Linked DNA regions of Homo sapiens: region 2 is linked to region 1. The links are chromatin contacts, found by Hi-C or POLR2A ChIA-PET in ENCODE. All regions are on one chromosome and are shown on one strand. Each heading gives the region's core, a stretch centred on a gene start or an enhancer-like site at or near the end of the contact. The rest is flanking DNA. Distances are from core to core; before and after follow the strand shown.

The links. A loop is a pair of places that touch in the nucleus more often than their neighbours do. ChIA-PET counts read pairs that join two places held with the same protein, here RNA polymerase II (POLR2A). Pooled maps may share reads with other maps.
Region 2: a loop to region 1 is called in a map of PC-3, with 6 times the contacts of the local background. The contact joins two enhancer-like sites. A Hi-C loop is called at or near these places in 3 of 168 maps with a recorded cell type or tissue (PC-3, endothelial cell of umbilical vein and heart left ventricle), 6 of 37 single-sample maps with no recorded cell type and 7 of 50 pooled maps. POLR2A ChIA-PET finds 5 or more read pairs at or near these places in 4 of 52 experiments (GM12878, H1, OCI-LY7 and 1 more).

Annotation. Positions count from the first base shown.
Region 1 is chr14:67,932,687-67,935,799 of GRCh38, forward strand. The region is part of intron 7 of RAD51B (RAD51 paralog B); the gene reads left to right. Among named protein-coding and RNA genes, the nearest start is that of RAD51B, 110 kb to the left of the region's middle. Within about 2 kb of position 1,470, at least 10 of the 41 ENCODE cell types and tissues checked have a DNase peak (open chromatin) inside an H3K27ac peak, as active enhancers do.
Region 2 is chr14:68,505,355-68,508,467 of GRCh38, forward strand. It overlaps a transcript of RAD51B not described here. Among named protein-coding and RNA genes, the nearest start is that of RAD51B-AS1, 180 kb to the right of the region's middle. RefSeq lists enhancers at 44-607, 576-635, 608-1,171, 1,172-1,735. Within about 2 kb of position 1,542, at least 20 of the 41 ENCODE cell types and tissues checked have a DNase peak (open chromatin) inside an H3K27ac peak, as active enhancers do.

The DNA.
Region 1 (3,113 bases), core at 220-2,719:
GTTGATGGTGGCTGTGATGCAGGGTCACTATCCACAGCCCCAGACACACAGCTCTTAGACTTGTCCACTCTTGGCAGCAACAGTACTGTACTGCTATGCCAAGGAGGGGAGGGGCCCCATGTTCACGTATGAGTCTAAGCATGGAGGCCACACCACCAGTGGGGGCACAGTTACTACTTACAGCCCCAGACAGGCAGCTCCTCCGGCTTGTCCACCCTGGCCCCTGGCAATAGCAGCAGTGGCAGCGGCTGTAGTGGTGTGCAGAGGAGGAGAGAGGCTCCTGTTGTATATGTGTAAACCTGAGCACAGAGACCACTCCATTGGTGCAGGCAGGGTCACTGCTTCCAGCTCCAGACAGCTATTATGCTTACCCATCTGGGTTCCTAGTGACAGCTACTGCTATGGCAATATGCAGAGAAGGGGAGGAGATCTTTCCACTTGTGAGCTTGAGCACAGAATTTGTGCTGCCTTTCCGGTAGAATGCACCTTTGGTACACTGTAACTTTTTGGTACACTGCACCATTCCCTGAGGAGTAGTGTTTTCCATGGGCTAGAATACTGGGGACCCTGGAGCACCTTTGGGTCCAGCCAGTGCTATGCTGCTGTAGCCATTTGAGTCAACACTGGGGTTGTTAGTGGGAGATCCCAGAATGTGGAGATATGGGGCCTCTGATTTCCAGGTCAGGATGCAGTCCTATGACAGCTGTGCTCTCACAGTAGTGCTCTGCAGTAGCAGCTTAGGCCTTGGGGGTGTGACTGACCCAGCATGAGTTCCTTGTCTGGTGCAATGCCCTTGTGGGTCTCCAGATCACCACCCTTGCTAGTATCAGGGTTTGTGTGGGTAGAGGAGCTCTCCCATGGTTTGGATTGCTGCAGTCCACAGTGGGGACATGGATTGTTAAGGTTCTCTCACTTACCCTTCCCTATGATAATGAGTCCCTTGGGGCTCATAGCTGATCTTGGCTGAGTTGGTCACTTGCTTCCTTCTCCTTCTTTGCCTCAGGTGTTTCCTGTGACTAGATCCTGTTGGACACTAGTGTTCTCTTCTAGATGTTCTATTATAGGTGTGATTATTTTGGTTATATATTAGTAATTTTGGTTCTTTCTGGAGAGGGTGAGTGTCCAATCTCTCTAGTTAGCCACCTTGAATACATCTCTGCTGAGGAGTTCAGGAAGAGCAGAAGCTACCTCTATGCTCCTGCTGAGTCAGGCAATGCCTATACCTTTAATTCTACCAGAATTGAAGTAACAAATTTGTCTACTTTAGGGCAATAAATAAAGTCAATATACACCTGACTACAAAGCTTCGTAGACTATCAACATCAGTTACTTCTGACAGCTTGGTTGTAGATGTGAAAGGAAATGGGTTCATTGTATCTGATGCTGCCGTTAGACCAAGCTGGCACCACAGAAGACCTGGAATTTGTTAATACTGCTTAACTTTCATGTTTCCTGGTACAATCAGGATGAAGGGAACTGTAACCACTAGGTGGCATCTTTTAATTAGAAAACTGTGAATACTCCATTGCTCACTAGGATCCTTGTGGCCTACTTAGCAAAGCAATTGCCTGTGAGAGCAGCTGGTGGCAGTCTTTAAGATGCAGATTTCAAATAGGAGAGAAAGGAAGAGATAAAGATAAAAAGAGAGGAAAGAAGTGGGAGGGCAAGAGAAGAGAAAAGGAGAAAGTAAACAGGCGTACTGTGAAGGAAGTAGTAAAATGCCATCAGTAATTAGCTCAGGAAAGTGGTATTTATGGCATTTGTTGCTTACCATTGTTTCATTTCTTTATTTATTTGACACGTATTTAATGGGAATTAGGAATTCTGGCTGAGGATACGAGATGCTGTTTCTACCCTCAGAGAGTTGATAGCTAAAGGGAGTTTAAAATATCTCAACTTAAAATCTTGACCCCCTTCCTGTAGAGTATGTTAAATAATACATGAAATAATACCTTTTATTTTTAGTTTTATTTGTTTCGTATTCTCTATTTCATTCCCCTATCAGAGAAAAGAGTTTCTGGAGTACTCTAGTTGACATACTTTGAAAATTAGCCCCTTGAGGGCAGGGAGTGTATATTATTGAGGAATCTGGAGCATGTTGTTCCATCCCTGACTCTTATTGATGGGGGGGAATGTCCATACGTTGAACGAATGGTAGGATCAGATGAGAAACCTCAGCAAGGTGTCTCCTGGTTATAGTCTACAGCCTTCCTGGCTCTTTGTAGAATTTAGGCTTCTGACTTTGAATGCTTTCCTGACAGCACCATACTCTCCTCTGCTATATAGCACACTATCATATTGCCTGTTTACGAGGCATTTGTGTTTCTCCACAGTGATGAATTCTTTTATGGTAGGGTCTGTTTCTAATTTAATTTATTTATGTAGTTTCAGTGTTTAGCAGGTGGTGAGTGCTCAATAAATTTTGGTTAAATGAATGAATAAATCTGACTAATTATAGTGTACTTGGTATAAGATAAATTTGTATAGGAATCCTTTTGGAGAGAGTTAATTTTTGGATATGCCAGAAAGACCATCCTTTAAGATTTTTTTTACATATGTGAGGATGATTAGGCAATTACTTTGAGTGTAAGATATGGTGCACTTTCAAAGATAACCAGAAGATATACCAGTTGTATGCTAGAGATGGATTTGTAGTGCCAATTCTACAAATACAACTCTTAAAAAAGTTTTTTTTTCAGAGACAGTCTTGCTCTCTTGCCCAAATGGGAGTTCAATGGCTCGATTATAGCTCACTGCAGCTTTCACCTCCTGGGGTTGGGTGATTTTCCTGCCTCAGCATCCCATGTAGCTAGGACTACAGGCACATACCATCAGGCCATGCTGATTTTAAAATTTTTTTGTAGAGATGGGGATCTTGCTGTGTTGCCCAGGCTAGTTATAAATCCCTGGCCTCAAGGGATCCTCCTGCTTTGGCCTCCCAAAGTGTTGGGATTAGAAGTGTGAGCCACTGCCCCTGGCCAACTCTTTTAAATTTTAAAGTGGATTCTGTTGCGTTGTCTTAGATAAGTAGCCCAGCTGCAGTCTTCTTGTTTCTTTTTTCTAAAATAATAGGCACTGATGACATCTATTATTTGCTCCTTCAGGATCTAGGG
Region 2 (3,113 bases), core at 292-2,791, 570 kb after region 1:
TGGCTGCAGACAAAGTACATGTATTTCTAGCCAGTCCCTTGCCACAGTTCAGTGGGGCACAGTGAGAAATCTGTCAGCTGCCCGCTCTGTCCAGATCCACACAGTAAGAACTCTGGGTTTGTTAGTGTCTTAGATGCATTAAGTCCCATCTGGCTCTTAGAAATAACAAATGAACTTGTAGATTAGCCAATCTTTTTTTTTTTTTTTTTTTTTTGAGACGGAGTCTCGCTCCGTTGCCCAGGCTGGAGGGCAGTGGCATGATCTCGGCTCACTGCAACCTCTACCTCTCTGGTTCAAGCAATTCCCCTGCCTCAGCCTCCCGAGTAGCTGGGATTACAGGCATGCACCACCATGCCTGGCCAACTTTTTTGTATTTTTAATAGAGATGGGGTTTCACCATGTTGGCCAGACTGGTCTCGAACTCCCAACCTCAGGAAATCCGCCCGCCTCGGCCTCCCAAAGTGTTGGGATTACAGGCGTGAGCGACCGCGCCCAGCCAGATTAGCCAATCTTATTGTCAGTGCAAAGACAGTATCCACTTTGCATATGTACTGCTGAGGGAATCATTAGAACATTCACTGCTGCTGAGGGTCAGGTGGGGAATTCTTTATATACCAGCTTTTCTTGTGGGCCAAAATCCCTAGAGGGATAGTGGCCACTTGGGGTCCATTTTTATCTCCTTCAGTTTCTACCCAAATGTGTCTTTGCTTATGTGGCTGGGGCCTGCCACTCAGGCTTTCAGGACACAGTGTGCCCCCAGGCAGCCTGGGCCTAGAACAGTTGTAGTAATAAGAGGTGACAAAGCAGGACCTTGAGACAGAACTTCCAGAAATTCTTTAGCTGAGCCTCCGTCCTCCCAGCCAGGTTTCAGACAGGATGACACATAAAGAAATCTCTGAACAATCCAGAGCAGTGCACATTAGCGAGTGAAGCTCAGGCAGGAAATGGGAAGGAATGCCTTTGTCTCTGCTTTCCACCCTGCCACCCATAGCTCATTCTCAAAAGCCACCTCCCCAACACTCAGGCTCGGGGTAAATGCTACAAAACGTGGTGGAAACCTCTCACGACCTCCTCTCTGTTGCATGAACGCCTGTTAGAGGCGAAGGAAAACAATGGCAAACAGACCCAGGCCTGTCACAGCTGTACTGGGGCCAGCTGGAATGTGGCTGTGCGTGCGCGTGCATGTGTGCGTGCACGCCGGTGCACACGTGGGAATATAAACATCCTTGGCTCCCCAGCTCCTGTGTGCTGGATCGTGCTGAGTGGGCGCAAAGTTCTGCATGTGTCCGAGGCAGGGAGGGGCAGCACCAGCACACCTAGGCGCTCTCATTTATACATTGAAAGGCGGGTGGGGGGGACAAAGGAGAAGGTTTGGGAATGGCTGGCTGTGTGCCCGTGTATGTATGGGCACATCTCATTGTTGATATGTCTTGGGGGAAATTGAGGGAAATTTTGTGCTTGGGTATGTGTGCACACATGGTAGGCGCCCACACTCAAGTGTGCAGAGGGGGAAGCTGAAAGAAAGTTTCGAGATTCTGTGAACATTCTCAGTTAGAAAAAAATCTGGCAACTCCCCATACCACAGGTGGGTACACATTCAATGCTTGTGAAGTTCATTTCCTGTACTAGTTACCAGCCCTTGTTTATACAGGACACAAGATGTGCTTGGTAGCAAAAGCTCTAGGTCTCCGGGGTGAGTTGAGGGAGAGTGTGTATGTGGAGGGGGTGGGGAGGGAGTGTGGGCATCACCGCACAGGTGCTCTTGAAGTACACATGAAATCAATTTTCAATATTAATCCATAATTCCACTCATATATGTTCAGAGGGGAGAGAAAGTAGAGCTCTAATTTTAGAATGACCCCCTCCTTCATTGCTCCAGTGCTGTTTTAGCACCCAATCTGCTCGGGCCAGTGGCAGCTCGGGTGTCCTCGTGTGTGTTTATGGGTTTGAAACGCATCTGGCTTGTTCTTCTTTGAGCTTTACTTTGTGAGCCCAGCCCCAGGAAGTGTTTATGAGCTTTTTCACTTTGCTTTATTCTGGCTCAGCTTTGTTTGGTAGCACAGAAGGGTAGAGTTTGACATAAATACTCTGTTCTTTGTGTGAGGGCTTCAGATTGCAGAGGGTCCTAGGACTGGCATTCCATAGGAAAGTTGAGGAGTTTGACCCAACCCCATGATCACACACCTGTAAGCGAACATTCTGCACACCTCAATATGAGAAGAAACTGCACTCTCTAAACAAACTCCTGGGCACGTGACCTCCTCAGAGTCTACTTGCCAGTTTGTTCATCCAGATGGTGACCAGCTCACAATAGACACTCAGTGACTGCTAATTAACCATGGAATATTCCATTCCACTGCATTACCAAAGTGCCAGCATCACTCCTCAGCATAGCTCAGGACCTTGTCCAATCAGCTGTCTTGAACACCCACTTTGATCCACGGTTCACGTTCATGTTATAGTCATGAGCCCCTGCTCCTCCGCCAGTCTAGACTCAAGGAAGCAGTGGCACAAATCTCCTGGCTGTTGGGTTCCATGGAGCAGAGAGCCTGAACCCACCCGGAAACCAAGTCTAGACAAAACAGAGCTTTGAGGTTTACACCCACAACCTTTGTACCGTCGGAAGCAGAGGGTGCCAGGGGATCCACTACACGCTCCCTGGGAAGCAGAAGCCAGAGGTGTCGTGCTATTTCTCCATCTGGCCAAGGGTTTAACCCTGCTGAAGACTATTTCTGAGGGGAGTCTCCATGATGAGGGGACCCAAAGATGCTGATGGGGTCATTTCCCAGGCTCTGTTCTGGTCCAGTGCAGGGCTCCAGTTGTTGATGGTGATGGAAGTTTGCTTTATACTTGGTCCCTGCTTGGTTGGAGTCCTCTGCCACCCTCTGGCAATTCACAACATCTAGTCACTTGGAGACCTCTGAACAATAGCAGGACTCTAAAGACTGGGACCCATGGCTCCTCAGTGAATTCTGAAACTGCTTTGAGGTGCTGCCTAAAGTTCAAGGAGAAGCTTACCAAGGAACGGGGACCTGGGGACAGCAATGGAAATAGAGACAGTGAGGTACAGGCCACTCGCTATCCTTTGTAGGAACTTTCAGCTCCTGTTAGCT